Regions from separate parts of the Homo sapiens genome. Here regions 1, 2, 3 and 4 are each linked to region 5. A link is an interaction called in ENCODE POLR2A ChIA-PET data of the cell type or tissue named here. Cell type or tissue: CD4-positive, alpha-beta T cell. All regions are shown on one strand. Each heading gives the region's core, and the rest is flanking DNA. Links, peaks and the distances in the headings are about the cores only. Region 1 has its middle 11 kb from the start of FAM3A. Region 2 holds the start of SLC10A3 (solute carrier family 10 member 3). Region 3 holds the start of HCFC1 (host cell factor C1). Region 4 overlaps G6PD (glucose-6-phosphate dehydrogenase). Region 5 holds the start of RPL10 (ribosomal protein L10).

Region 1 (5,903 bases), core at 1,080-5,079, 130 kb after region 5:
CAGTGAAACAACTATTTACGTAGTACTTATATTGTATTAGATACTATAAGTTATCTAGAGATGATTAGATTATTTCAAGTGTATGGGAGGACTGGGGAGTTCTGCACTTTGGGAGGCTGAGGCAGGAGGATTGCTTCAGCCCAGGAGTTCAAGAGCAGCCTTGGCAACATGGCAAGATCCCAACTCTATTAAAAAAAAAATACAAATTTAAAAAGTACACAGGAGGGGCCGGGCACGGTGGCTCACGCCTATAAGCACTTTGGGAGGCCGAGGTGGGCGGATCACGAGGTCAGGAGTTCGAGACCAGACTGGCCAATATAGTGAAACCCCACCTCTACTAAAAATAAAAAAATTAGCTGGGCGTGGTGGCATATACCTGTAATCCCAGTGACTCGGGAGGCTGAGGGAGGAGAATCGCTTTAATCTGGGAGACGAAGGTTGCAGTGAGCCGAGATTGTGCCACTGCACTCAAGCCTGGGTGACAGACAAGACTCTGTCTCAAAAAAAAAAAAAAAAAGAAGTATACAGGAGGATGTGCGTAGGTTATATGCTGTGCCATTTTATATCAGGGACTTGAGCATCTGTGGATTTTGATACCCCTGGGGGTCCTGGAACCAATCCCCGTGGATACCAAGGGAAGACTCCACTCAACTCTGCCACTACAAACAGCATGTAAGCAAATGGGTGTGGCTGGGTTCCCATAAAACTGTATTTACAAACACCCAATGTCTACTTAGGTGAGCTGCACATTGACCTCTTTAGCTCGTTATTCCTTCTTGCATCTCAGATTGTTCCATCTAGTACTGGGTTTCTTCTGCTTGAGGCACACACTTTTTGGTGAGAAAATGTTGGTGGCAAATTCTTTGCTTTTGTTTGCACTTCACCATCATACTTGAAAGATTTTTTTTTTTTTAAGTCGGAGTCTCGCTCTTTTGCCCAGGCTGGAGTGCAGTGGCACAATCTAGGCTCACTACAACCTCTGCCTCCCGGGTTCAAGTGATTCTGCTTCAGCCTCCCACGCAGCTGGGATTACAGGCAAGCGCCACCATGCCTGGCTAATATTTGTATTTTTATTACAGACGGGGTTTCACCATGTTGTCTAGGCTGGTCTGGAACTCCTGACCTCAGGTGATCCGGCCACCTCGGCCTCCCAAAGTGCTGGGATCACAGGTGTGAGCCACCACGCCTGGCCAGCGACCATCATGCCCAGCCAGCCATCATTATATCTTCAAGTTTTGCTTCTGCCATACTTGCTGTCTTCTGTTTCTGTGAAATCAGTTAAATGTATGGAACACCTTCTCATTCTCCTTGCGGCTTCTTCCTCTGTCTTTAGTGTCTTCCCTGAACTTGTCTTTCTGGGTTGTATTCTGAATACATTCTTCTGAGCCAGTTTTTGGTTCCCGCATTCTCTCTTTGATGTTGCGTAATTTGCCACTAAACCAGTCCATCTACTTTTAAACTTACTAGCTCACATTTTACCTTTTTTGAGACAGGGTCTCACTATGTCGCCCAGGCTGGAGTGCAGTGGCTTGATCTTGGCTCACTGCAACCTCCACTTCCTGGCCTCAAGCGACCCTCCCATCTCAGCTTCCTGAGTAGATGGGACTACAGGCACTCGTCACCACACCTGGCTAGTTTTTGTATTTTTTGTAGACGTGGGGTCTCACCATGTTGCCCAGGCTGGCCTAGAACCCCTGGGCTCAAGCAATCTGTCTGCTTGATCCCTCCCAAAGTGCTGGGATTACAGGCATGAGCCACTGCACCCAGCTGTCCCACCACGACTTATTATTTCATTAGATCTGGTTAAGTACGGTTATTTTATGTCTGGCTAACAATTCCAGCGCCTGAAGACCTCACGATCTGTCGCTATTGCTCATTGTTTCTCTTGCAATGTTGTTTCCTGGTGCGCCCGGTTATCTCTGATGATGTGCTTGCCCTCATGCTTTAAAAAGTACCTGTAGGAGGAAGGAGTCTCTCCTGAGAGGGTTTGCTCTGGGTTCTGTCAGACAGGCAGAACCATCTGCATTGGGGAACTGCCCATCCAGGACCCCTTAAGCCAAGTGAAAGGCTTAAGGTTCCATGGTCAACCCTGGGAATTTGAACCCTGGGAACTTGAACCCTGGGAATTTGAACCCTGGGAATTTGAACCCTGGGAATTTGCACCCTGGCTCAGTTGCAATTCTGGGTTTCCTCTCAGTATGATGGGGCAGCAAGTTGGGGGCCTCAAGATTTGATTTCTGTCCTCTTCGCTTTATAGGGCTGTCAAGGAAAAGTTCCTGGGTGGGCAAAGGCAACTTGGGGGTTAATTTGTATCATGGGGTCCTAGTTTTCTCTGAAAATTTGGCCTTGCAAATGTGTGTGTGTGTGTGTGTGTGTGTATGAGTGTGTGTGTGTATATATATATATATTTATATATATATTTGAGACAGGGTCTTGCTGTGTGGCCCAGGCTGGAGTGCAATGGTGTGATCATGGCCCAAGTGAACCTCCCACCTCAGTCTCCTGAGTAGCTAGGACTACAGGCATGTGCCAACATGCCCGGCTAATTTTTGTATTATTGTAGAAACAGGGTTTCATCATGTTGCTCTGCTGGTCTGGAACTCTTGGGCTCAAGCAAAATGCCCAAAGTGCTGGGATTACAGGAGTGAGACACTGTGTCCAGCCATAGAGTCTCACTGTCCTTACAGAAAGCCAGAATTCAGTCTGCTTCTTGTTCCCTCAAAGCTTCCTCGAAGTGTTCTAGTGGAGGCGAGCAGTGAAGCTCTAGGAGGCAAGAGGCCTTCTCAGGGACCCCAGCTTTGGCCTGTATGTCTGGGTGTCGTCCTGGACTAGTCTGATCACGTCTCACAGCTGAGTTTCTCAGCTTCTCCTCCTGCAGTACAGGAAGGACAATCCCTTCCGACTGCTTCTCACAGGGAGAGGGCAGTGGTGAGCCTAGAAAATAAAGGCCCGAAGCCAGCCCCGCCCCATTTGTGCCTCTCCCTCCTCTCCTTTTCTGCTTCGCAGAGCAGACAATGCAACAGTCGCCCCCGCCCAGCTCAGCCTGAAGACCCCTTCTCCACTCCCATCCCTTTCTGGCTCAGCCACCCGGCAGTGGGCCAGGTTCGGATGGAGGGAGGGAGAGGAGCTGGAGAGAGTTTTAAGTACTCTCTGGGCTTCTCACATTGCTGGCTTCAGTGGTTGCTGGACGCAAATTGATGTGATGTCAGACACCGGCAGCAGAGAAGGAAGCTAAGGCATTTGGGTCTGTGCTGCTGTGGCACCTGGGACTCAGTGTGAAGGGATCAGGCTAGGTTTGAAATTCTCTTCCGGCTTAATAATTTGCAGGTCTGGGCTGGGAGGTAAAGCTCTGAGTACACTGCGAGTGTCAGGGGTCCGGCAGGGGGGCTCTTTCCAGCTCCTACCCACTCCCGCGTGGGGTGAAACCTTGAGAGATGAGACACCAATCCAGGGCCTCTGAAGACCCACGAGGTAGAGTGCACTTAACAGTAAATTGTGGGCTGGGTGCGGTGGCTCTTGCCTGTAATCCCAGCACTTTGAGAAGCCTAGGCGGGTGGATCACGGGGTCAAGAGATAGAGACCATCCTGACCAACATGGTGAAACCCCATCTCTACTAAAAATACAAAAATTAGCTGTGTGTGCTGGCGGGTGCCTGTAGTCCCAGCTACTTGGGAGGCTGAGGCAGGAGAATCACTTGACCCCAGGTGGTGGAGGTTGCAGTGAACTGAGATCGCGCCACTGCACTCCTGCACGCCAGCCTGGCGAAAGAGCAAGAGTCTGTCTCAAAAAAAAAAAAAAAGAAAAAGAAAAAAAGAAAAAAAAAAAGAGTAAATTGTGGCCAGGTGCGGTGGCCCATGCCTGTAATCCCAGCACTTTGAGAAGCCTAGGCGGGTGGATCACGGGGTCAAGAGATAGAGACCATCCTGACCAACATGGTGAAACCCCATCTCTACTAAAAATACAAAAATTAGCTGTGTGTGCTGGCGGGTGCCTGTAGTCCCAGCTACTTGGGAGGCTGAGGCAGGAGAATCACTTGACCCCAGGTGGTGGAGGTTGCAGTGAACTGAGATCACGCCACTGCACTCCTGCACGCCAGCCTGGCGAAAGAGCAAGAGTCTGTCTCAAAAAAAAAAAAAGAAAAAAAAGAAAAAAAGAAAAAAAAAAAGAGTAAATTGTGGCCAGGTGCGGTGGCCCATGCCTGTAATCCCAGCACTTTGGGAGGCTGAGGCGGGCGGATCACGGGAGTTCAAGATCAGCCTGGCCAGCATGGGGAAACCCCATCTCTACTAAAAATAAAAATTAGCTGGGCATGGTAGCGGGCGCCTGTAATACCAGCTACTCAGGATGCTGAGACAGAAGAATTGCTTGAACCTGGGAGGTAGAGGTTGCAGCGAGCAGAGATCGTGCCACTGCACTCCAGCCTGAGTGCCAGAGCCACACTCTGTCTCAAAAAACAAAAACAAAAACAAACAAAAAACCCGGTAAATTGCGGGGCCGAGTGCAGTGGCTCACGCCTGTAATCCCAGCACTTTGGGCCGCCAAGGCTGGGGGATCACCTAAGGTTAAGAGTTCGAGACCAACCTGCCCAACATGATGAAACCCCGTCTCTACTAAAAATACAAAAATTAGCCAGGCGTGGTGGCGTACACCTGTAGCCTCAGCTACTTGAGAGGCTGAGGCAGGAGAATCACTTGAACCCAGGAGGTGGAGGTTGCAGTGAGCCGAGATCACGCCAGTGTAGTCCAGACTGGGCGACAGAGCAAAACTCCATCTCAAAAAAAAAAAAAAAAAAAAAAAAAAAAAAAAGAGTACATTGCAGGCCAAGCGTGGTGGCTCACGCCTGTAGACCCAGCTACTCAGGAGGCTGAGGTAGGAGGATGCTTGAACCTGGGAGGTGGAAGCTGCAGTGAGTTGTGATTGCGTCACTGCACTCCAACCTGGGCAACAGAGTGAGATCCAGTCTCAAAAAAAAAAAAAAAAAAAAAAAAAAAAGCAAATTGTGGCTGAATTCTTTGGCATTGCAGGCAGAGAAGGGGTGAAAACAGGGCTCCAGCCTTGAACCGGTCAGCAGGGGTCAGGGAGGCTGAGTGAGTCACCCTATGGAATGGGCCAGGGTGGATCTGGGCTCACAGGCAAGGGCCTCAGTGCTCCTGTGAGCTCCAAGGGGCTGGGGAGGACTGCCTTCTTGTTCAGGGTACAGCTCGTGTTGTTTTCTCGGGCTTATGTCCATGTCTCAGTGTGGACACCCGCAACTGAGGTGACAGTGGAATGCCCTGACCTGATCTCTCATTCTCTCCCATTGTGGACCCAGTGCTGTCCTCACCTGGGACCTCCTGCCTCCACCCAAGTAGGCGCCCAGAGCTGAAGGGACAGTTGCCTGATGGGTTCAGGTGCCAGTGGATGGTCTTCCACCTCCCGGGTTCAAGCGATTGTCCTGCCTCAGCCTCCTGAGTAGCTGGGACCACAGGTGCCCGCCACCACGCCTGGCAAATTTTTGTATTTTTTTTGGTAGGGACATGTTTTCGTCATGTTGGTCAGGCTGGTCTTGAACTTCTGGCCTCAAGTGATCTGCCCATCTTGGCTTCCTAAAGTGCTGAGATTACACGCTTGAGCCACTGCGCCTGGCCTTACTTGGGTGTTGTTCCCTGCCCTGGAACCTACCCTGCTTAGCCTTACCACACCCCATCAGCCCCCAGCCCAACCCGACTCTCAGCCTTGCCACAGCCCCTTCTGGAGGCCACAGGAACCAGGACAAGAGGACTAAAACCACTGCCCCTGTGGCCGAAGCCTGGCCCCCAATCCTGTGCACACAGAGCCCACTGAGCCTGTGACCTGTCCTTGGCCCCCATCAAGCTCCTTTCCCTATCTAGGGTCCAGGTGAACTTGGCATACTTCCTCCCTC
Region 2 (5,903 bases), core at 1,115-5,114, 93 kb after region 5:
CTTGACGACCTGCAGCAGCAGCTGGGAGAACTTGGGGAGCTTGGACTTGATCAGCACGCCCACGGCTATGGGGATGGCAATGAACAGCAGGGTCCCCAGGATCTTGGAGATGGGCACGTGGAGCGTCTCATGGATGCTGAGCAGGCGGCTGTAGATGGCCGAAGACAGAGGCAAGAAGCCAGTGGCAGCCACCGTAGAGAGGAAAGTCATGGAGATGGCCAGGGTGACGTCCCCTCCAAGAAGGAGGCTGAAGAGGTAGCTCCCCCCGCCGCCAGGCGACGAGCAGGTGATGATGAGGCCCAGAGCCAGGGCCTTGGGCAGCATGAAGACCTTGGCCATGAGGAAAGCGTACAAGGGCATGACCAGAAACTGGCCCAGGAGGCCCAGCAGCATGGGCTGGGGGCTCTGCATGAGCCCCTTCAGAACCTCGAGTTCCACTTTGCACCCAAACGAACACTTGTTGACAAAGATAAGAGGCAGGAGCAGGTAGAGGATTGGGTTTTCCGAGAAGTGGGCCAGGTCGGCGCTGAGGGTGGCAGGCGTGTCTTCAGCAGGTGAGACCTTGATGCAGAAGTCTCTCCGCTCCTCAATCAGTGTGGGCGGGGCCTCATGGGCGTCCACGAGCTGGATGTGGAGTGGGGCCAGCCCAGCCAGGCCTGAGTGGATGCTCACCACAAAGCCACCCCCGCCTCCCCAGGTTATAGCACTCACGTTCTTGATGGTCAGCACCTCTGTGTCCAGGGAGGTGACCCTGAGCATGGGGCCAGGCGCCGTCCTGTTGGCCTGGCCTGGGTACTGGCTGGAGATCACGATGATGCCCTCACTGTCCTCAGGAAACTCAAACTCCATCACAGAGCCATCTCCAATGCTCAAGTAGCGGCCCCCAGTCGGTGGCACGGTGTGACCCCCAGCAGTGCTGAGGCTGGTGCTGGCTGTCCCTTGGGCCCCCCATGGCAGGCTGATGAGCAGCAGGGCAGCTCTGAGCATGCTTAAGGGACCTGTGCCACCACCCTCGCCCCCCAGACCAGGCCACTGCTGAGAGCTGCCCTTGTCCTGCATTAACACCATGGCTCTTCCTGGAGGACGGATGGCGTGCCCAGGCCCTCTGCGGCTTAGGAGAACATCCCCACTGGTGCTGTTGGGTTGTCCTGAGAAGGGTTCATGGGTGGGTCCCAGTCCTGTGCTGTCTTCCTTGATGGCAGGGCTGTCCCTGAGGAGGTAAGGGACACAGAGAGGCAGCTGGTGAGGGTCACTTACCCTGGAGGCCTTGGTCCAGCCATGTGTCTTACCTCTGAAGAGGGAGGCAGTCAAGAACCCAGGAGCATGGGGATCTGGAAGCCCACTGCTAAGAGTAAAACTCAGCAGGGACCCTTGCCCCACACTCAGGAATGGAGAGGCAATGCCTAGTGATGGCCCTTGAGTGCCATTCAGCTGTGGCTCCCTGGCCCACTCTACCTGCCCCTACAGTGACTCGATGAAGGTCCTGCTGGGAAGCAGGTCCTCCCTCCCCAGGGAAGTTGCCAGAAGGGGCGGCAGGAGTGGATCAGACAGAGCCACATGTCTACTGGGGGGGTTTCTCCTCCTTTTGTCAGAGCTCCCACTGGGCTGAGACTTTGACCTCCCAGAGCCACTGCGTTACATCTGAGAGGCTGTGCTCAGAGTGCAGGGCTCCTTCCCATGCCCACATGCGCCCCTACCAGAGCCTCAAACTCAGTGGAATTATGAGTGTTTCTAGCGGCCAGCAACACCCCCTTCCACTTCTCAATCTGGGCAGCGACCACCGTAGTGTCACATCACCTGCTAGAACTGGGGCAACCAGGATGGAGACACAACAGCTTTACATCACCCCTGTCAGTTGCCTCATGCACTGTTGTGTCCCAGTCCTAGAAGAGGACTGCCTCTATAGATCCTATCCGTCTTTGGCATTGGCCTCCCGTCATCTGAGACTGGGGTGAGGCAGAAGTAGGGAGCAGAGGTTAGGTTAAGCCAAAGGCTCATCCCGGCGAGCCTCCCCTATCCCTAGCTTAGGATGACATGGCCTCTGCTGGCTTGAAGTTCGGGTCACTTACCCTGGAGGCCTTGGTCCAGCCATGTGTCTTACCTCTGAAGAGGGAGGCAGGAAAACCAGTGGGGTGGGAGAGGCAAAGTACAGGAGCTAAGATGAAGGCACCAGGACTGAAGCCACCGGGGTGATACAAACCAGCTCAGAAGGGAAAGGCTAGGGGCCATCCACCCCATGCCCCATCCCTCCAGTAGGGCTGGCGGCTCTGAGTCACTCCAAGAGGGGTTTGGCCCAGATCCCACACCATTTCTGCTTGAGGGGCCGACAGAGTTTGAGCAGATGCACCCACAAGGCAGGGGAGGGAGTCCCGGCCCTTCCAAAACGGCCAAGTGTTCGGGGTAACTGGCAGTGCTAACAGGGGCTCCTCCCTACCTGGGAGTCCGGAAGTTGTCGGACGGGTGGCTAGCAGAGCTCGGGCGCGAACCTGGGAGGGAGGAAAGGAAGGGCACGCCGCCGTCCCACAGCCGGCGACCCGCTCGGGCCGTCTCGGAGTCTGGGGGGGCCCCTTACGCCATTCCTGGGCCCCGCGGCCCCGCCAGGCCTCGCAAACGCGCGGCGGCGGCGGCGGCCCTTCCCTGCCAGGCCCGGCCGGGCGCCCGAGTGGGCGATCGCGGAGCAGGGTCGGGGCCAGAGGCCGCCTCCCTTCCGGAGGCTCTCACCTGCCACAGCCACCGCGCAGCTTAGCTGCAGCGTCTGCCTGGCCGGCAGTCGCCCGCGAGCTCGGCCTGTCAGGGCCCCGCCCCACCGAAGCCCCTCCCTTCCCCGCCCCGCGCGTCAGGGCCCCGCCCCCCCCTCAGCGTCCAGCTCAACTCCGGCTGCTCGCTGGGCTCCGACCGGTTGTGACGTCTCTGGGAGTGACGCGCCGGCGCGGGCGCGGTGCGGGTGAGCTGGTCGGCGCTTGGCGCTGCCTGGACCAATCGCTTGGCAGCGCATCTGAAGCTGTTGTGATCGCTGGGGCGACCCGCTCTGGGAGGGAGCCCCAGGCATTCCCGATTACGCTGCGACCTCTAAAGGCAATGGGACAGAGGGTTAGACGTTAGCAGGGCTGGGTGCCCGGGGTTAGGGTTTTGGCCACGTTGCCGCTCAAGGTGCCCAGCCCTGGGGCCCCAGGGTTGAGTTTGACCGACCTGGACGCCAGGCTCTGTGCGGAGTTCCTCCTTTCGTTCAAGTATTGACCGAGCGCCTATTTCTATTTTATGTATTTATTTTCTGAGACTGAGTCTTGCTCTGTCACCCAGCCCGGAGTGCAGTGGCGCGATCTCGGCTCACTGCAACCTCCGCCTCCCTGCAACCTCCGCCTCCCGGGTTCAATCCATTCTCCTCTCTAAGCCTCCCGCGTAGCTAAGATTACAGGCGTCCGCCCCCGCGCCCGGCTAATTTTTGTATTTTTAGTAGAGACGGGGTTTCACCATGTTGGCCAGGTAGGTCTCGAACTCCTGACCTCGTGAGCCACCCGCCTCGGCCTCGCAAAGTTCTGGGATTACAGGCGTGAGCCACTGCGCCCGGCGTAGGCCAGTTTCTATACTGTGGAACATTAAGTGGACTTGTCTGCTTTTCCAAACTTTGGCGCCACTAGCAAGGTGCAGAGGCTTTGTGGTAAAGGAAGAGAAAGAAGGCAGAAAGTTGGGGAAAAATATGATGGGAATGTGTAGAAAGAAGGTCGGAAGGCAGTACAGAAGACAGTACAGAGTTGGGGGGGGGGGGATCATATGTTCCCAAAGCTTATTGGTGCAACTGGAATCAATCTGCACACTTCAACCTCTTGTCAAGACTGTGATGGAGTCGGAGGTATTTGCCCCGGGTAGGTGCACAAGACGCATGGTTGCAGATGTGGAAACAGAACAGAACAAAACCACCCACGTCTCTAATGTTTCAAATGAATGATATACATTTGTTTTTATTACTTATTTATTTATTTTTGAGACAGGGTCTCGCTCTGTCGCCTAGGCTGGAGTGCAGTGGCACAAGCTCGGCTGACTGCAACCTCCGCCTCCCGGATTCAAGCGATTCTCCTGCCTCAGCCTCCTGAGTAGCTGGGATTACAGGCGTGCGCCACTACCACCCGGCTAATTTTTATATTTTTTAGTAGAGACAGGGTTTGCCATGTTGGCCAGGCTGGTCTCAAATTCGTGACCTCAAACGATCCACCCGCCTCAGCCTCCCTAAGTGCTGGGATTACAGGTGTGAGCCACCGTGCCCAGCCAAATAATATACTTTTAATAAATTTATTGACATTTAAATTTATTTTAAAACTTTATTTATTTATTTAGAGACAGGGTCTCGCTCTGTTACCCAGGCTGGAATGCAGTAGTGCCATCATAATCACTGCAGCCTCGAACCCCTGGGCTCAAGCGATCTTCCCACCTCAGTATCCCAAGTAGCTGGGACTACAGGAGCATGCCACCATGCCCAGCTTAAAAAGTTTTTTTGGCCGGGTGCGGTGGCTAATGCCTGTAATCCTAGCACTTTGGGAGGCCGAGGCGGGCGGATCACGAGGTCAGGAGATTGAGACCATCCTGGCTAACACGGTGAGACCCCGTCTCTACTAAAAATACAAACAAATTAGCCGGGCGTGGTGGTGGGCGCCTGTAGTCCCAGCTATTTGGGAGGCTGAGGCAGGACAATCTCTTGAACCCCGGGTGGGGGGAGGTTGCAGTGAGCCGAGATCGCGCCACTCTCCTCCAGCCTGGGCAACAGAGTGAGACTCCCATCTCAAAAAAAAAAAAATTGATTTTTGTGTGTGTTTTACAAAGTTCAAGTTAGTATGTGCGTATAATATGAGCAAATATACATATGCTGAGGGTTGTTACAAGGGTTTGATGTGTGGATGATCAAAAACATTTGCAGCCATAGCTCTCAGCCATTGTTTAGCCTCCAGGGATCACTAAGGCAGAAGCGATTTGTGTGTTTGTACTTGGTGTTCTGGAAAGGTTGTTCTGTCCCTTTCAAATGGGGTTGAAGGGTCCTGATGGAAGTAGACAGTATTTAGACTAGGACAGGTGAAAGGGCTGGACTAGGCACATGCTGGGGCTGAAGATTGCAATTTGGAAAACGGCAGTGAGGGTAGGGATTGTCTGAGGATGGGGTAAAATTGGCCAGAGGGAGAAAGGAGTCAGCTGGAAAAGCCAAAGAAGGAAAACCCAAAAAGTTGTGTCCTTCTTGAAGGAAAAGGGAATTTTTGTATTCCACTTGCCTGTGCTGTTGGGCCTGCCTGACACTGTCAGTAAAATTCACCTGGAACTAGCCACTTGGCAGCCACCAATTCTTGTTTTTGCCAGGTGTCAAGGAGAGCAAATGCAGTCAGAAGACTGCTGTCTGTTATTGTCAATCACTTCAGCCTTCCCTGAAAAGCCCAAGTGGGCAGGTGGGATATCTGACATGAAGAATTTGGTGGCTTTGTCTGCAGGAAAAGGGAATAGCAAAATTAAAGGCAAGACAATGTTCCTAGTTGGTTTAGGGAATCAGTAATTTACCCCAGGGTGCGGGTGGCTCACGCCTGTTATCTCAGCACTTTGGGAGACCGAGGCGGGTGGATCACTTGAGCTCAGGAGTTCAAGACCAGCCTGGGCAACATGGCAAAACCCCATCTCTACAAAAAATACAAAAATTAGCCTGGCGTGGTGGCATGCGCCTGTACTCCCAGCTACTCGGAAGGCTGACGTGGGAGGGTCGCTTGAACCCCGGGAGATGGAGGCTGCAGTGAGCTGAGATGGCACCACTGCACTCCAGCCTGGGCAACAAAGTGAGACCTTGACTCAAAATAATAATAATAATAATAGTAATAATAATAATAATTTACCCTAGAAGAGAAGGAGGAAGAGGTGAGGATATCTAGTGCCCA
Region 3 (5,807 bases), core at 1-4,000, 430 kb before region 5:
AGGGAGGAGATGGAGGGAGGGAGGAGAGGGAGGGAGCAGATGGAGGGAGGGAGGAAAGAGGAGGGAGAGGGAGGAGATGGAGGGAGGGAAAGAGCCGAAGACCCAGCGGGCTTTGCACTCACCCGTGTTGTACACGTGCAGTTCGTCCACTATTCCCTCGTTGCCGCCGCCAAACACCACGATGAGCTCCTTGATGGCCACGGCGCGGTGGCCGTGGCGGGGCCGTGGCACCGGACCCGACCAGCCCACCACTCGCTTCCAGCGGGGCTGCAGAAGCACCGCTGGCAAGTTGGCGGGCGACACGGCCGAAGCCATAGTTCCGGGAAAGGGTGCGGTGGGGAGAAGTCAACAAGCGGGAAGGGAGCCCCTCAATTCCTTTCACACACCCCCTTTCGTCTAAGGCAGCTCTCACGGAGAAGCGGTTTCTCACACAGCGGTAGACGACTCCATGGAGGCCGCCATCTTAACTGCCCTCCTTCCCTTTGGCTCTTCCCTTTCTTCTCGCTCACCCCGTCTCCGCAAGAGCCGCCCGAAACTGTCGAGCGCCTAGGCTCAAGAAGCTGGAGGCCGCTGAGTCCCGTCGCCCCGACTACTTGTCCGGGCGCTCCCGCTTACAAGCTCGGGCGGGAGGCCCTGGGAGCCGCCATCTTGAGCCGCCTCTCTCTCCTCCCTTCCTCAGTCGTAGCCCTCCCCCGCCGGAAATGGCGGAGCCCCGGCCCGGTTCCCACACCCCCAAGTCCCCAGCACTGGCCGGCTTCCGGGGCGGGTGGAAAGGAGCCACAAGCGCCGCGGTCGTCGCAGCCCCGCCGGCGCTCAGACCACAATTGTGGGAGCCGCCATCTTGAGACCGTCCCGCTTCCCCGCCCAGCGCCTTAGTGCAGCCGCCGCTCCCGAAACAGCCTCGACACACCTAACGAATGGAGGCGGGCCGGAGGCCGGTGGAACCAGCTCGAGCTCTCGAGGGCCGTTTGGGGGCTCGCGCCGTACGGCTTGTGAAGTCTCGCGCCTCTCCCCTTAGTCCGCCTCTGCTGCTCAGGCTGCGCCTGCCGCCGTGGGAGCCGCCATCTTGAGACTAGCTCCCCGTTCCCCCCTATTCTCTTCCTCCTAGGTCAGTTCTTCCACTGCACACCAAACTCAAGGCGGTGTCCGATCCTCACTTCCCGCCTTATGACTCCTTCCCACAGGAGCCGCTTCAAAGAGCTAGAGTTAGGCCCCGAAGCGGCAACTGTACGGCAGAAGAAGCGGTAACGGCAGGGCGCTCATGCCTCCTCCCTGGGAGCCGCCATCTTGTGTGAAGAAGTAACAACTAAACATGGCGGCAGCGGCGCCGGCGGTCGGGCGAGGAGGCGGAGCCGGGTGACGTCACCGCTTCCCCCCACTCGCCCTCGCACCGCTTCGCCCCTGGGCCCAAGCCTCTTAAAGGACCCCTGCGCTGCCTCGCGGCGGGGGTGGGGGTCGGCGCTGCCGCGCGCTGGGCTAAAGCTCGAGTCGCGCTCAGATCAGGTGCAGGCGCAGGCGCGCCCCGCCCCACGGCCCCCCCACCGGGCGAGCCTCCACGCCTCCGCCCTGGGAGCCGCCATCTTGCCACTTCCCCTCGCCCGGCCGTCCGCGGGCGTCAATAGCGACTTTCAGCACAAAACAAAGATGGCGGCGGCGGCATCTCGGAAATGCCCGGATGAGACTGCTAACCCCTCCGACGCGCTCGGCCCCGCCCCCTTGGGAACGGTCTCTCGGGTTGATAAGGGACGCACGCCCGAAGAACTGCCTTTAACCAGCACTGGGGACAGCGGCACGCAGGTGGCCGGGGTTGGCGAACAGCCACTGCAGCCGCGCCTGCGGCCGGGAAGCGAGCATTTTCGCGCCCTGCACACCCAGCAGCCGCAGGAGGCGGCCCGAGGCGCGCCGCGGGGGAGCCGGGGGCGGGGCGACAGTGGGAGGCGACGCAGCCGAGCGCCGGCGCCCGGGGGTGGAGCCTCCGCCCGCTCCCAGGCTCCCAGGCTGCGGGGCCCGCCCTCGGGCGCCACCGCCTCCGCCCGCGCCGCAGCAAAATGAGCCGGGCCGCGCGCCCCAGACCGCCGCGCGCTCGGCCGCCCCCACTGCCGAGAGGCCCGCAGTCGGGCCGGTGGCGCACGAGCCGGGCGGGCGACCGCGGGAGGCGTCCGCGTCATCTCGCGTCACCTCGCCCCGCCCGCTTCCCAGGCTTCGAGTCCCGCCCTGCGCGCAGGCGCACCGGCGCTGCTCGGATCCTCCCTTTTCGGAGATTTGAATTTCCCCCAGCGAGGCGAGTGAGGCGAAATACCCGTATGGTGATAGCTGGCCTTTTCGCGCCAATACTGTAAGTGCTCACCGCAGCCCTGGGAGGTGGGTCCCGGCCTCGCCCCCACGTTTCGCCTCCTCTAGGAGGCCGCCCGGGCGCGGCGGCGGCGGCGGCGGCGGCGGCATCCGCCCTGCCACGCGCAGGCCGCAGCGCGGGGACCCAAGCTGCTGCCCGGGAGCGGCAGTCGCCAGTAGAAATGGACAGACCGGTCCTGTCAGAGCCTGTGGCTTTTGTTGTAAACGTCTAGAAGTTCAGTTAAATTACAAGATCTACCAGATCTACCGGCGGGCAGAATTATTACTTTGAAGTTACTGAAGTTATGCGTCCTGCTGGAAGACCTTGTAATTTAATGCGTTAGTAAAGAAGCACACGTCACCCTCTCACACATTTTCAACAATATTTTTAAAGTCGCCTCTCAACATATTACATGTATTTTGTAATCGTCTGTGTTTTAGTTCATGCAGTTGGAAGTATCCATTTGAGAAGGGACAAAGAGAAGAATTCTTGCCTGTCTGTGCCACCACCTGCTCTTTGTGACCTTGGCTAGTTACCTCACATATGTCCCCAAGTCCCCCACCCATGGTAAATAAGAAAACTAAGGCCTGATGCGTTGGCTCATGCCTGTAATCCCAACACTTTGGAAGGCTGAGGTGGGAGGATTGCTTGAGCCTAGCCGGGGCAACATAGCGAGACCCGGAGGCATGGTGGCACACGCCTGTGGTCCCAGGTACTTGGAACGCTGAGGTGGGAGGATGGCTTGAGCCAGGGAGTTCAGGGCTGCAGTGAGCTGAGATCGCGCCACTGCTCCAGCCTGGGCGACAGAGCAAGACCCTGTCTCAAAAACACACACACACACACACACACACACAAAAGCAGCTGCTGGTTTCCAAGGGCCTTGCCTGGAATCAGTCCAGAAGCTAAATTAATGTTAATTGATATTCCTTTATCCACAGAAAGACAGCAAGAAAGGTCATGCGGAGCGGGGGACATAACTAACCATAAATGCTAAAGGCCTGGAGGTGACAGTGCCTGCTGTTTAAACGCGTGCGGGAGAGTCTGGGGCCTTTAGCCAGGAGATTGTCAGGCTTCCCAGGGCTTCCCTGAAAGACCCCAGACCCAGGGGCCAGTGCTGTTGAGGTGTTGGCTTTCCCATGCCAGGCGCTGGGGGAAGCTGTGACGAGATTTGAGTGTCACATAATAAGGATCATGGCAATTCAAAGGTACAGGGAAGCTAGGCTATAAGGTAACCAGCTCGGTTTTCCTGGGGGTCTTGGACAGGTGCTTTGATTACATGGTCACTGTCAGCCCGTACCCCCGGTCAGATAGACTGAACCCCTGCAGCCGGAAAGAGGAGTTGCTTTCCATGCCCTTCCTGGAGTTCTTCCTCGATCAAGTTGACAGTGTTTGACTCTTGTTCCAGCTCTCCGCCCTGCTTGCTGGCAGGCAGGAGGGTCAGACTAGCATGGGTGCCATGGGGCCCTAGGTGGGTGCAGGGAAGGACCTGTAGACGCCATGCGGGGCCTCAGCTGGTGTCTCAGCTGGAGTCAGGAGCTGAACGGGGAAGTGCCTGAGAGGAAATGACAGCTGAGTCAAGGGCAATGGCCAGGCGAAGTGGGCAAAGGGCTTCCAGGACAGAGCTGGGCCTGAGGAGCTCACAGGGCTGGATGGGGATGGCACTTTAAGTCTGGCCAAGACTTTGGGACATGATCCAGGACATGGAATGGGAAGCTGGTCATGGAAGGGTGGAAAGCCAGGGCAGACATGATCCCATCCAGGGCTGCTCAAAGATGCTGGGGCTGCGGTGTGCACACCCCTGGACCCAGAGGCTTTTTTGACTGGGAGGACGGGGCAGGAGGAGTTCGGGTGCCCCATGCTGAGATGGCAGGCTTGTGTGAAGCAAGGACGTATGGAGTGATAGTGAGGACTGTGGTTCCTGTGTGGCAACACCATGCTTCAGAGGGCAATGGGGCACCCACATGCCAAGCCTGGTGGCCCTCCTCAGCAACGGAACTCCAAGGCAAGAAGGCTGAGAATGAGGCCCAGGAGGATGCGGTGGGCCCCAGGACCTGCTTGAGAAGTGAAATAGCAAACAGGACTGGTAAAAGGGAGCAGAGGTGCTGGCTTTGTTCTTTAATATAATTGAATTGAAATTGAGCAGGGCTTCACTGGGCATCTGAGGAAGAGCAAGGAATCAGACCCTGTCCCACCCATTTGGGGCCTAAATTGCAGTAGGGCAGATGGACATTGCACCTCAAAAATAAACAGTGCTTGTCACATGAATCATTTGCAAATATTTTCTCCTATATTGTCTCTTCATTGTTGATTGCTTCTGTGCTGTGCAAAAGCTTTTTACTTTAATATACTCCCATTTGTCTGTTTTTGTTTTTGTTGCCTGTGATTTTGGGGTCTTAGCCATAAAATCTTTCCTGGAGCATTTCCCCATTTTCTTCTAGTAGTTTTATTTTATTTATTTTATTATTTGTATTTATTTATTTATTTATTTTTTGAGACACAGTCTCACTCTGAAACCCAGGCTGGAGTGCAGTGGCACAATCTTGGCTCACTGCAACCTTAGCCTCCTGGGATCAAGCGATTCTCCTGCCACACCCTCACAAGTAGCTGGGATTACAGGCGCATGCCACCACCCTGGCTAATTTTTATACTTTTAGTAGAGATGGGGTTTCACCATGTTGGACAGGCTGGGCTGGAACTCCTGACCTCAGGTGATCTGCCCGCCTCAGCCTCCCAGTGTGCTGGGATTACAGGTGTGAGCCACCACACCCAGCCTTTTTTTTTTTTTTTTTTTTTTTTTTTTTTTAAAGACAGAGTCTTGCTCTGTCGCCCCAGGCTGGAGTGCAGTGGTGTGATCTTGGCTCACTGCAACCTCCTCCTCTTGGGTTCAAGCATTTCTCCTGCCCCAGCCCCCTGAGTAACTGGGATTACAGATGTGCGCCACCACGCCCGGCTACTTTTTGTATTTTTAGTAGAGACGGGGTTGCACTGTGTTGGCCAGGCTGGTCTAGAACTCCTGACCTTAAGTGATCTGCCCGCCTCAACCTCCCAGTGTGCTGGGATTACAGGTGTGAGCCACCGCGCTGGCCTCTTCTAGTAGCTTTATAGTTTCAGGTCTTACTTTTAAGTCTTTAATCCATGTTGAGTTGATTACTGTGTGTGGTGAGAGATAGGGGCCTAGTTTTCATTCTTCTTCACATACTTATCCAATTTTCCCAGTGCCATTTATTGAAGAGACCATCCTTTCCCCAATGTAGGTTCTTCGTGCCTTTGTACTACTTATAATAGCTAAGATATGGAAGCAATCTAAGTGTCCACCAGTGGATTGATATGTAAAGAAAATGTGGTATAGATACATGATGGAATATTATTGAGCCATTTAAAAATAAACTGTTGGCGGGCGCGGTGTTTCAAGCCTGTAATCCCAGTACTTTGGGAGGCCAAGACGGCCAGATCACCTGAGATCAGGAGTTCGAGA
Region 4 (5,823 bases), core at 1-4,000, 140 kb after region 5:
GAGTTGGGGTGCAGGGATGACTGTGGCCACAGATGTGCAGCCCTCAGGGCAGGAGGAGGCCCCTGCTTGGCTCTGCTCACCCTGCCAGAGGCCCAGCTCAGGGCCCCTCCCTGAGGACCCTCCAGGACCACCCTGGTCCATCTCGAGTCTATTCTGATGAACAAGCTGAGGCCCAGAGAGGCAATGGCCTTCCCTGGTCACATAGTGACTGTCAGGCCTGGGACATGACAACTTGGGCTTCATGACTGCCAGTCCAGGTCACCTCCGGGAGGCCACGCTGTGCTCAGAGGTGGTGACTTCTCCGGGGTTGAGGACACCTGCTCTGCATGCACACCCCAGCTCAGTGCCTCGTCACAGATGGGCCTGCGACAGGGCATGCTCCTGGGGACTGGGGTGCACCCCCTACCTTCTCATCACGGACGTCATCTGAGTTGGTGGAGGCGGGCTTCTCCATGGCCACCAGACACAGCATCTGCAGTAGGTGGTTCTGCATCACGTCCCTGGGGACGGAAGAGGCCAGAGCTCGCCTTAGCTCCCCGCCCTGTTCACCTGGTTCAAGGGCATGGGGACCCCAAACAAGGCTTCCTAGTGACAAGCTGCAAGACTCACTTCCTGATCCCCCTTGTCTTCCAGGTCCCCTTAAATCAAGGAAGGACATGGTGATGCTATCACTGAATCATAAAACCGTGGGGTGCTTGGCTGTGTAGGGGTCCAGCCCTTTCCAGCCCGGTCTGATAGCTCAGACACTTAGGTTTTGAACTGCAGGGTGAGGAGGAGCTCCCCCAAGATAGGGAAGAGTAGCCCTGCAGGGTGACTGGCTCTGCCACCCTGTGCCAGCCTCCCAGGAGAGAGGAAGAGCTCTCACCGGATGATCCCAAATTCATCGAAATAGCCCCCGCGACCCTCAGTGCCAAAGGGCTCCTTGAAGGTGAGGATAACGCAGGCGATGTTGTCCCGGTTCCAGATGGGGCCGAAGATCCTGTTGGCAAATCTGCAGGGAGGGGCAAGGTGGAGGAACTGACCTTGGGCCTCTGTGGTGCAGGGGCCACATGTGAGGGGTCACCCTTGTCTGAGTTCTGGAGGAATTCGTCCTCGGGGAGGCAGTGGGCCAGGTGAGGCTCCTGAGTACCACCCCCACCCTGGTCCCCCGGCCCAGGCTTGGCCCCACCTCAGCACCATGAGGTTCTGCACCATCTCCTTGCCCAGGTAGTGGTCGATGCGGTAGATCTGGTCCTCACGGAACAGGGAGGAGATGTGGTTGGACAGCCGGTCAGAGCTCTGCAGGTCCCTCCCGAAGGGCTTCTCCACGATGATGCGGTTCCAGCCTCTGCTGGGAGCCCGGAGCTGCGTTACCCCCTTGAACCCCTCTTCGGGGAGTGAGGATCAGAGCTGCATCATTCAGACGCCCTCCCAGGGGAGTAGAGGCCAGAACCTCCTCGCCCCCGTGGCCACCTCCCGTGCCTTGTGTTCCCAGATGACCCTCTGGCTCAACACCTTCCGGGAAGCCTTCCCACCCTGGGTGCCAGGGTGGCATTGCTGGCATGCTGCCGGGGGCCCGTTCCCCTCCTGCCTCATGCTGGGTCCCCGGTGGGTCTGAGTGGCCTGAAGGCCTGTAGGGGAGCAGGGGGAGGAGGCATCCAAGCCATGGCTTCCTCATTGGTTTTGAAAATGAGAAGAGGACCTTTGCTTTACTACCCCCGCATTCAAAACCAGCCAGAGGACAAGAGCCTCTGGCTGGGTTGGGAAACCACCCAGCGCGGGCCATGCTGCATTCGCAGAGCAAGGCTGCCACCCTGCGGCCTGGCCGGGCCTTTGGGGAAGCAGAGCGGAAAGGCGGTGTTTCGTGGAGCAACGCTGCCACCTTGTGGTCCCGCTGGGGATGGCCCCGGCACCATGGATGCTGCCCAGATCCCCGGCCCCGGACACGCTCATAGAGTGGTGGGAGCACTGCCTGGGCCAGCCTGGCAGGCGGGAAGGGAGGGCAACGGCAAGCCTTACATCTGGCTCATGCAGGACTCGTGAATGTTCTTGGTGACGGCCTCGTAGACGGTCGGGGGCAAGGCCAGGTAGAAGAGGCGGTTGGCCTGTGACCCCAGGTGGAGGGCATTCATGTGGCTGTTGAGGCGCTGGTAGGAGGCTGCATCATCGTACTGGCCAGCCACATAGGAGTTGCGGGCAAAGAAGTCCTCCAGCTTGAGCTTCTCCTCTGGGGTGGCCTGGGAGACACGGACAGACAGACACACAGACAGATGTCAGCCCCTCTCTTTGAGTCCGTGTGTGTTCTGCCCCAGGGGAGTGGAGGGTCTTCCCTGGAGGTCCAGGGAGGGTGCCCTCAGAAGTCAGTGTCCCCGTCCCACACTGGGTTCAGCCCCATCTTAGCAGCTCTGCACATCCAGAGGGAGGGAGGCCAAAGCAGGCAGCACAGACACTGCCCCAGGCTGGGACCCCTGTGCCTTAGGACAGAGGCCAGATTTCAGGATATTTTGACCTGGGAGAAATACACTGGAGAAAGCTCTCTCTCCAAAATCATGACACCCAACTATGATTGGCGGAGAAAACGCAGCAGAGCACAGCAGGAGGGGACCTGTGGGTCCTGGTCACGGGGGCTGGTAATGGGGGTCTCAAGGAAGTACGAGAGCAGGCGGGGCGGGGCAGGAGAGGAGGAGAGCATCCCGGGATGGGATGGGGGGAGGTCCCCGAAGCTGGCCATGCTGGGGGCTGGTAGAGAGGGCAGAACCAGGCTGGGGGAGGCCCTGACACCACCCACCTTGAAGAAGGGCTCACTCTGTTTGCGGATGTCAGCCACTGTGAGGCGGGAACGGGCATAGCCCACGATGAAGGTGTTTTCGGGCAGAAGGCCATCCCGGAACAGCCACCTGAGGGCAGGGCACAGCTGTAACCAGTGCGGGCAGGGCAGGACCAGGCCTGTCCCTGGCGGGAGGTCACAGGGGCAGTGGTGGGACACACTTACCAGATGGTGGGGTAGATCTTCTTCTTGGCCAGGTCACCCTGTGGCAGAGGGAACAGGTGTGTGGTTAGAAGTGGCTGGGGACACGACCTACATACATCATCCTCCACCCTTGGTGATCTGGGCACTACTCAGGATCACTACTGGGCCACAAGCATGTCTGTCTTGCCTGATATACAGACAGAAGAGCCCCGAGATTCAAGCCTGTGCCAGCCCTCCATCCCTGACCCAGAAGACATAAACGCATCTCCTGCGTTCCAGGAGAAAACCTGAAAATTCAATTCAGTAGAACCAAGGGACGACAGAAGTACCATGTAGCCACATTTGTGAGACGTGACCTCAAGTGCTTACATTAGCAAAAAAGAGTGGTTCAAAAATAAGGAGCTAAGCATTCCACTTAAGAAGTGAGAAAAAGGGCCAGATGCGGTGGCTCACACCTGTAATCCCAGCACTTTGGGAGGCTGAGGCAGGCAGATCACCTGAAGTCAGGAGTTCAAGACCAGCCAATGTGGCAAAACCCCATCTCTATTAAAAATACAAAAATTAGCCAGGTGTGGTGGCAGGCACCTGTAATCCCAGTTACTCAGGAGGCTGAGGCAGGAGAATCACTTGAATCCGGGAGGCAGAGGTTGCAGTGAGCCGAGATCGTGCCACTGCACTCCAGCCTGGGTGACAAGAGTGAGACTTCATCTCCAAAAAAAAAGTGAGAAAAAGATAGAACTGCAAGCCAAATTACCAGGAAGAAAATAGGAAATAATGACAAGTAAAATTAATAAAATTAAAAGCTAACCCAAAGAAAAGATGAACAAAGCTGGAAATTGGTGTTTGAAAAAGACGAATAGAAACAGACAACCCCCTGGCATGGTTGCTTTTTTAAAAGGGCATAGGCCGGGCACAGTGGCTTACTCCTGTAATCCCAGCACTTTGAGAGGCCGAGGCAGGCGGATCAAGAGGTCAGGAGATCGAGACCATCCTGGCTGACACGGTGAAACCCCGCCTCTACCAAAAATACAAAAAATTAGCCAGGCGTGGTGGCGGGTGTCTGTAGTCCCAGCTACTCGGAAGGCTGAGGTAGGAGAATCACTTGAACCCGGGAGATGGAGGTTGCAGTGAGCCAAGATTGCACCATTGCACCCCAGCCTGGGCGACAAGAGTGAAACTCCGTCTCAAAAAACAAAAAACAAAAAAACAACTAAACAGCTGGACGCGGTGGCTCAAGCCTATAATCCCAGCACTTTGGAAGGCCGAGGCGGATGGATTACCTGAGTTCGGGAGTTCAAGACCAGCCTGACCAACATGGAGAAACCGTTTCTACTAAAAATACAAAATTGGCTGGGCATGGTGGCCCATGCCTGTAATCCCAGCTACTCAGGAGGCTGAGGCAGGAGAATCGCTTGAACCTGGGAGGCGGAGGTTGCAGTGAGCCAAGATCAAGCCACTGCACTCCAGCCTGGGCTACAAAAGCGAAACTCCGTCTCAAACAAACAAAAAACAGAGCAATGGACCTGAGAGGGGACAGTGGCCACAAATCTTCCTACAGAAACAACCCCCTGGCATAGAGAGTGTTGCCAGTGGGTTCTACCAAAATGCAAGCACAAGAGAATTCCAGCCTGAAGCAAACTCTTCCTGCAGAAGGAAGAAAGGGGAACACTTCCCAAGCCACCTTATGGGGCCTACAGAGCCTTGGTACGGAAACCTGATGAGAAAGGCACATGGGAAAACCCATACGCCTCATTCACACACACATGCAGATGCAGAAATCCCACACGAAATATCAGCAGGCCGGGCACAACTCACACACCCCAGCACTTTGGGAGACCAAGGTGGGAGGAAGATTGCTTGAAATCAGGAGGTTTTTTTTTTTTTTTTTTTTTAAAGACATGGTCTCACTCTGTCACCTAGGCTGGAGTGCAGTGGCACGATCTCAGTTCACTGCAACCTCTGCCTCTGGGCTCAAGCAATCCTCCCACCTCAGCCTCTGGAGTAGCTGGGACTACAGGTACATGCCAACACACCCAGCTAATTTTTTGTATTTTTTGTAGAGACAGGGTTTCCCCATGTTGTCCAGGCTGCTCTTGAACTCCTGGGCTCAAGTGATCTGCCCGCCTCAGCCTCCCAAAGTGTTGGGATTACAGGCGTGAGCCACGACGACCCACTGACCCTGTCTCTTTAAAAAAAAAGAAGAAAACATCAGCAAACCAAATCCTGCAATGTTAAAAACGGTAGGTTTTTTATTTACAGAATAAATACATCTGTAAATAAAAAGTTGGTTTGATATTAACAGAAAAAAATCATTGAAATTCACCATATTAAGAGATTAAAAAAAACCTCTAAGAACTCTCTGCCTACTGCTATGTTTTGATTTTTTAAATCTAGCAATCTTGCTCAACCCAACAGATGTAGATCAAGTGTTTCAGAAATCACCTATTCACGCTAAAACTCTTAGCAGAGGGGGAATGCAAGGGAACTTCACTAACTTGATAAAGGGCATCTATAAAACACCATTCTGGCTGGGCGTGGTGGCTCAAGCCTGTAATCCCAGCACTTTGGGAGGCCGAGGCGGGGAATCGCTTGAGGTCAGGAGTTTGAGACCAGCCTGACCAACATGGTGAAACCCCATTTCTACTAAAAATACAAAACTTAGCTGAACATGGTGGTGTATGCCTGTAATCCCAGCTATTCAGGAGACTGAGGCAGGAGAATCGCTTGAACCAGGAGGGAGAGACTGGAGTGAGCCGAGATCACACCACTGTAGCCTGAGCAACAGAGCTAGACGTCGTCTCAAAAAAAAAAACCACCACCAAAAAACAAAGAACAAAAAAACCCCCAAACCATCATCCTTACAAATACTACAA
Region 5 (5,903 bases), core at 1,621-5,620:
ATCTCATTCTTAGTCCAGGTGGCAGGAATGGTTTCCCCTGCTGGCCTCAGCTCTGTTGGCAAGGGATACCTGCAGTCTGGGGCCTGGAGTTGGAGCGCTCCAGACACGGTCCCTTCCTTCCGGGAGTTTCTTTCTCGTGGGTGAGCCAGAAGCAAACACCTCATCCCACAGTTCTGAGGGCCTGGGTGGGGCCATCGTCCTGGTCCAGGTAAGAGACCATGGAGTCTGGCCAAGCACGTTGGCTCCTGCCTGTAATCCCCGCACTTTGGGTTAGGGTTAGGGCAGGAGGATCACTTGGCTCCAGCAGTTCAAGACCAGTCTGGGCAACCTAATAAGGCCCCATCTCTACAAAAGAAAAAAAAAATTATCCAGGCATGGTGGCGTGTGCCTGTAGTCCCAGCCGATTGGGAGGCTGAGGCAGGAGCATCTCTGGAGCCCAGGAGTTCGAGGCTGCAGTGAGTGTTGATCATGCCACTGCATTCCAGTCTGGGCAACGGAGCAAGACCCTGTCTCAATTAAAAAAAAAAAAAAGCCGGGCGTGGTGGCTCACACCTGTAATTCCAGCACATTGGGAGGCTGAGGCGGGCAGATCACCTGAGGTCAGGAGTTTGAGACCAGCCTGACCACACGGAGAAACCCTGTCTCTACTAAAAATACAAAATAAGCCAGGCATGGTGGCACATGCCTGTGATCCCAGCTACTCGGGAGGCTGAGGCAGGAGAATTGCTTGAACCCGGGAGGCAGAGGTTGCACTGAGCTGAGATCGTGCCATGGCACTCCAGCCTGGGCAACAAGAGCGAAACTCCATCTCAGAAAAAAAAAAAAAAAAAAAAAAAAGACAGTGGAGTCCTAGATGGCGAGGGTAGCAATGGAGAAACCCACTTCAATTTCTTTGAGCCAACAGTTGGAAGGATTCCCGTGGGAAGGTCAGGAGGGAGAGGAGCCAACAGGTGGAACTCCGACAGTTCCCCCGTCCTCACCTTGTAGGGCTGCAAGATTCCTTGGTGCCTGTCTGGGCTCCAGGGCCCCCACCCACCCCTGCAGGCTTATGTGCGGATCAGCAAGAGGCACTCTGCTCTCGGGGCAGGTACTCGGCTGGAGGCGAGGACACGGGAGGGATTTCAGCCCTCTCGCTCCCCAGGAAGATGTCCTTGTGCAGAGAACAGCCTGCACGACCTACTAGGGCACCCAGGATTAGGCTGTATCCTCCGTCTGCCCAAACTGGCTACAGAAAGCTCATTTTAACGCCCACTAGAGAGTGAGGAGACTGTAGGTGCAATTTCTTTTTTCTTTTTTTTCTGAGACAGATGAGTCTTGCTCTGTGGTCCCAGGCTGGAGTGCAGTGGTGTGATCTTGGCTCACTCAAACCTCCACCTCCCAGGTTCAAGCCAGATTCTCCTGCCTCAGCCTCCCGAGTAGCTGAGATTACAGGCATGCGCCACCATGCCCAGCTAATTTTTTTATATTTTTAGTAGAGACGTGGTTTCACCCTGTTGGCCAGGCTGGTCTCCAACTCCTGACCTCAATTGATCCACCCACCTCAGCCTCCCAAAGTGCTGGGATTATAGGCGTGAGCCACTGCACCCGCCCTGTAGGCAGATTTTTTTTTTTTTTTCTGAGATAGTTTCTCTCTGTAGACTAGGCTGGAGTGCAGTGGCATGATCTCGGCTCACTGCAACCTCTGTCTTCCGGGCTCAAGCAATTCTCCTGCCTCAGCCTCCCAAGTAGCTAGTATTACAGGTGTGTGCCACCACACCCGGCTCATTTTTGTATTTTTAGTAGACAGGGTTTCACCATGTTGGCCAGGTTGGCCTTGAACTCCTGACCTCAGGTAATCCGCCCGCCTCGGCCTCCCAAAGCGCTCGGATTACAGGCGTGAGCCACAGCGCCCGGCCATACACGAATTTTTTTGAGACAGTCTTGCTCTGTCGCCCAGGCTGGAGTACAGTGGTGTGATCTCAGCTCACTGCAATCTCTGCGTCCTGAGCTCAAGCGATCCTCCCACCTCAGCTGGGATTAGAGTGTGCCGCCACGCCTGGCTAATTTTTAAATATATATATATATATATATTTTTTTTTTTTTTTTTTTTTTTCTGAGACGGAGTCTCGCTCTGTCACCCAGGCTGGAGTGCAATGGCGTGGTCTCGGCTCACTGCAACCTCCGCCTCCCGGGTTCAAGCGATTCTCCTGCCTCAGCCTCCGAAGCAGCTGGGATTACAGGCACCAGCCAGCATGCCCAGCTAATTTTTGTATTTTTAGTAGAGACGGGGTTTCACCATGTTGGCCAGGCTGGTCTCGATCTGCTGACCTCATGATCCGCCCGCCTCGGCCTCCCAAAGTGCTGGAATTACAGGCGTGAGCCACTGCGCCCAGCCAATTTTTAGTTTTTAATTTTTGTAGAGGCGGTTTTTCGCCATGTTGTCCAGGTCTCAAATTCCTGGGCTCAAGTGATCCGCCCACCTCCGCCCCTCAAAGTGCTGAGATCACAGGCGTGAGCCACGGCACTCCGCCGCAATTCCTGACTTGTACTGCCCCAGTGGTGTTACAGCCTCGAACCCAGTTTCCAGACCTAAGTCACCGCCGGCATCCAGAGTCCCATGATGGAAAGGGAGGCTAGGTTCCCCTGGGAAGGACCTTGCACCACTGCTGCAAGTGCACCCCAGAAATCGTCCCAAGCTTTTCTCAAAGGGACCTGCAGCCATTTATAAAAGCGACATATCATCCTGGAAAACAGGTGCGCTCGAGCAGGATTTCCTCCCGTCCTTCCTGTCAAAGGACGGGAAGACTTTGTTACCCCACCGCGCCCCACCTGCAGAATGGTGGACAGATACCTCCAGATGCCACTTCCCCCAGGACGCCCGCCTGCTCTGCGCACCTCTCCCCGGATGCTGCCCCGTGGGCGGGTGGGGGCGGCCCTGCTTCCCCACGACCCCCAGACGCACCCGGAGGGACTCTTGAGCACAGTGGAGTGGGAAGGGCGAGGTGGGGCGGTGCCCAGGCGAGAGCGGCTCATGGGAGGCGGCGCCCGAGACGCAGCTGGTCGGGACGGTGCGGGTCAGGGTGGGCGGAGCGGGGCTAGAGATGCCCCGGGGTTTCCCAGGCCATGAGTCTCCGTGGAGATTTCTCCTCGACCTCTTCCCCGCGGCAATGTGCGAACCCTGGGTCTCCAGGAAACGGGGATACGGGGCATGGCTCCCAGCAAGGCCTGGTCCAGCCTCTCCGGTAGGGGAATGGGTCTCCCCCTCCGGCCTCCCGGGTTGACAAAGGAACGCGGGCCCAGATCCCCGTATGGCGCTTCACCGCCGGGGCCTCTAGCCTAGAAGGAGGCACGGAGCGCGTGTCCGAGACCCGTGCAAGCTCAGGGACACTCTCGCGGTCGCCGGGAGGCCCACCTAGGGTACTTTCCTTTTTTCCACTCTCAGAAATATACGTCTGTCACAGTTAACGGCAAAGCCTAGGGCAAGAGTTCTACGCCCAAGATGGCCAGCCGGAAGCGGGCTTCTCGCGACCATGTGGCGAAGCCCCATTCGTCAGCTGGCCGCCCGCGGCCCTGGTACCCGGTCACCTCTCTGATCTGCGCATGTGCTGGGCTACGCCCGGGCGCAAGCGCCAAGAGCGGCTGCGTCTATGGTCATGACGTCTGACAGAGCGTCCACCCGTCTTCGACAGGACTCTATGGTTCTTACGCGCGCAGACAGACCGCCTATATAAGCCATGCGCAGGCGGAGGAGCGCCTCTTTCCCTTCGGTGTGGTGAGTAAGCGCAGTTGTCGTCTCTTGCGGTGCCGTTGCTGGTTCTCACACCTTTTAGGTCTGTTCTCGTCTTCCGTTCCGACTCTCTCTTTTTCGTTGCAGCCACTGAAGATCCTGGTGTCGCCATGGGCCGCCGCCCCGCCCGTTGGTGAGTCTTGAATCCGTGTACTTTCACTGCTGGGAAACGGGCGGGGAAAGAAGTGCCTATGGCCGCTGAAAACAATTGTGGGGTGGAGCCTCCCCCGTGCGGCGGCCCTGTCTTGGGAACTGACCCTATGTTTTACACCTCCCGGCTATTTTTTAGTCTGCAATATTACTGTCTGTTCCTTCGTTCCCGTGTCGGTGTGGAAGCGACGGTTCCCTCGTATCTCTGCCTGTGTCCTGCAAGCTCACCGCATTTTCGGGCGCTAGATACGCTCTTGGGGCCTTTGTGTGCGTTCTCTGTCTTATTTCCGGGCGACGTGCCGCGTGCGTTGTCGGACGTGAAGGGCAGTCCGGGAAAAACGGGTGCGGCCGCCTCCTGTGTCCTACAGGGGGCGCCAGACGCATTTCCACTCGGCTTGGAGGTGGATTTAGTGCCACGTGCCCGAAAGTCTTAAATTGGGTGACCTGAGCTGTGCAATGATAATGCGGCGATTTTGTAGTACGCAGTGTCTTGAAGAGAGAATTTTTAACTAGGAAAGTTTGTTGCAAAGTGTTTATAGGAAGCGTAAGACAAAGTAACGGAAGATGGTGTCTGTTGTTTCTAGTCTTGGGTGTTGTCTGTGTTGCAGCAGCCAACTGTTGCTTTGTAGTTTATTTCCCCGAATGGAAACGGTTTAGAAGTGGACGTGCATTCCCCACCCTTTTCCCGTCCCTCGTTTGGGTTGTTCCTTGAGGGGCAAAGTGCCTGTTGGGCTTTCTGTGAACCTCACCTAACCTGTGTTTTTTCACTCCCCTGCAGTTACCGGTATTGTAAGAACAAGCCGTACCCAAAGTCTCGCTTCTGCCGAGGTGTCCCTGGTAAGTAGTGGAAGAGCCCCTGCACTGGTTGGCTCTGCGGACTCCGCGTCCGTCTGTGACACCCCCTGCACACTTACCCAATCCTTTTAGATGCCAAGATTCGCATTTTTGACCTGGGGCGGAAAAAGGCAAAAGTGGATGAGTTTCCGCTTTGTGGCCACATGGTGTCAGATGAATATGAGCAGCTGTCCTCTGAAGGTAAGGCAGGATTCTTTGTTCGTCACCCCCCAGTCCTTCCTCCGTGCTCCCTCAACCCCACCCACATACACTGCACTGGAATTGGGAGTTGATGAAACATGAGCCTTACAAAACTCAGCCAACACAGTTCCCCTGAGCTGGAGATAGTCGTGGTGAATGTTTCTCTATTATCTTCTCTCACTTTGCTGCTTTTCTTCTCCCTACCTAGCCCTGGAGGCTGCCCGAATTTGTGCCAATAAGTACATGGTAAAAAGTTGTGGCAAAGATGGCTTCCATATCCGGGTGCGGCTCCACCCCTTCCACGTCATCCGCATCAACAAGATGTTGTCCTGTGCTGGGGCTGACAGGTGAGCTTGGTCTGGGCCTTTTAAGGCAGTTGGAGTCTCTACATTATTAGGCTTGCATTATTTTATCAGAGCATAGAGGTGGCCCCAGTGACTCAGCCACTATGGCTACTAGAAAAGCCAGGCTGGCAAGTGACTTTCAGTGGTCACTCAGGACCCCTTCCTGCAGATACAAACAAAGCATGAGTAAGTCTTAGCAAGCTCTTCCCCACAGGTTAGGGGAAACACTGGTGATGGGAGTAGCTCTTCTTGCTTTTAGCTGAATGACAACCATCTTGCCAGCAGGTAGCTGAAGCTGGCAGAGGAGCCCAGTGGCGCCTTTTCAGTGGTTCTTGGGATGCTCCGCAGCCAATTAAGCCGACTGAGTTCCTTTCCTCATGGGGACCCAGTGTGCGATGGCTGCACACAGCAGCTTCCTTGGTAGTGTACGCAGCCTGTTGGTTGTATGGGTTGCTCTAAGGGACCTTGGAGACAGGCCTTTCAGGTGGATGTTCATGTTTCTGACCTTGCACTACCCCAATGTAGGCTCCAAACAGGCATGCGAGGTGCCTTTGGAAAGCCCCAGGGCACTGTGGCCAGGGTTCACATTGGCCAAGTTATCATGTCCA

Evidence for each region. Peaks named below come from ENCODE experiments on the same cell type or tissue, not always from the same donor. Only the 100,000 strongest peaks of a DNase experiment are listed, where the experiment ranks them.
Region 1: POLR2A ChIA-PET joins it to region 5 with 21 read pairs; 18 of 35 experiments call an interaction of 5 or more read pairs at or near these places.
Region 2: POLR2A ChIA-PET joins it to region 5 with 24 read pairs; 25 of 35 experiments call an interaction of 5 or more read pairs at or near these places.
Region 3: POLR2A ChIA-PET joins it to region 5 with 17 read pairs; 7 of 35 experiments call an interaction of 5 or more read pairs at or near these places.
Region 4: POLR2A ChIA-PET joins it to region 5 with 10 read pairs; 20 of 35 experiments call an interaction of 5 or more read pairs at or near these places.

The regions. Positions count from the first base shown.
Region 1 is chrX:154,524,386-154,530,288 of GRCh38, forward strand. No RefSeq gene overlaps it. Among named protein-coding and RNA genes, the nearest start is that of FAM3A, 11 kb to the left of the region's middle. RefSeq lists enhancers at 2,459-2,608, 4,949-5,243. In CD4-positive, alpha-beta T cell, for the core only: no CTCF peak of the experiment used is centred there; a DNase peak (open chromatin) is centred at 2,926; H3K4me3 peaks cover 294 bases.
Region 2 is chrX:154,487,873-154,493,775 of GRCh38, forward strand. SLC10A3 (solute carrier family 10 member 3) reads right to left here and starts at 2,757. Exons shown (of 2, transcript NM_019848.5): 1 at 2,435-2,757; 2 at 1-1,210. The coding sequence starts at 1,068. RefSeq lists a silencer at 2,480-2,989. In CD4-positive, alpha-beta T cell, for the core only: no CTCF peak of the experiment used is centred there; DNase peaks (open chromatin) are centred at 2,359 and 2,919; H3K4me3 peaks cover 1,999 bases; H3K27ac peaks cover 1,141 bases.
Region 3 is chrX:153,970,526-153,976,332 of GRCh38, forward strand. HCFC1 (host cell factor C1) reads right to left here and starts at 1,293. Exons shown (of 26, transcript NM_005334.3): 1 at 123-1,293. The coding sequence starts at 315. It overlaps TMEM187 (transmembrane protein 187), which reads left to right and starts at 2,229. Exons shown (of 2, transcript NM_003492.3): 1 at 2,229-2,335. RefSeq lists enhancers at 1-742, 384-1,143 and silencers at 1,374-1,613, 1,844-2,293, 2,404-2,513. In CD4-positive, alpha-beta T cell, for the core only: no CTCF peak of the experiment used is centred there; DNase peaks (open chromatin) are centred at 756, 1,356, 1,636, 2,226 and 2 weaker places; H3K4me3 peaks cover 3,317 bases; H3K27ac peaks cover 3,713 bases.
Region 4 is chrX:154,533,170-154,538,992 of GRCh38, forward strand. It overlaps G6PD (glucose-6-phosphate dehydrogenase), which reads right to left. Exons shown (of 13, transcript NM_001360016.2): 3 at 2,972-3,009; 4 at 2,768-2,876; 5 at 1,999-2,216; 6 at 1,169-1,327; 7 at 866-991; 8 at 407-500. Among named protein-coding and RNA genes, the nearest start is that of G6PD, 11 kb to the right of the region's middle. RefSeq lists an enhancer at 840-1,434. In CD4-positive, alpha-beta T cell, for the core only: CTCF peaks have their summits at 1,826 (motif pointing left) and 2,026; a DNase peak (open chromatin) is centred at 1,802.
Region 5 is chrX:154,394,644-154,400,546 of GRCh38, forward strand. It overlaps RPL10 (ribosomal protein L10), which reads left to right and starts at 3,734. Exons shown (of 7, transcript NM_006013.5): 1 at 3,734-3,751; 2 at 3,854-3,899; 3 at 4,695-4,753; 4 at 4,844-4,951; 5 at 5,160-5,298; 6 at 5,821-5,903. The coding sequence starts at 3,877. It overlaps LOC124905228 (a long non-coding RNA gene), which reads right to left and starts at 4,199. Exons shown (of 2, transcript XR_007068356.1): 1 at 2,942-4,199. It overlaps SNORA70 (small nucleolar RNA, H/ACA box 70), which reads left to right and starts at 5,638; the gene lies at 5,638-5,772. RefSeq lists silencers at 2,777-2,956, 3,027-3,096 and enhancers at 3,099-3,644, 3,657-3,866, 4,189-4,734, 4,735-5,278, 5,279-5,824 and 1 more. In CD4-positive, alpha-beta T cell, for the core only: a CTCF peak has its summit at 4,263 (motif pointing right); DNase peaks (open chromatin) are centred at 3,068, 3,628, 4,258 and 5,238; H3K4me3 peaks cover 2,815 bases; H3K27ac peaks cover 3,056 bases.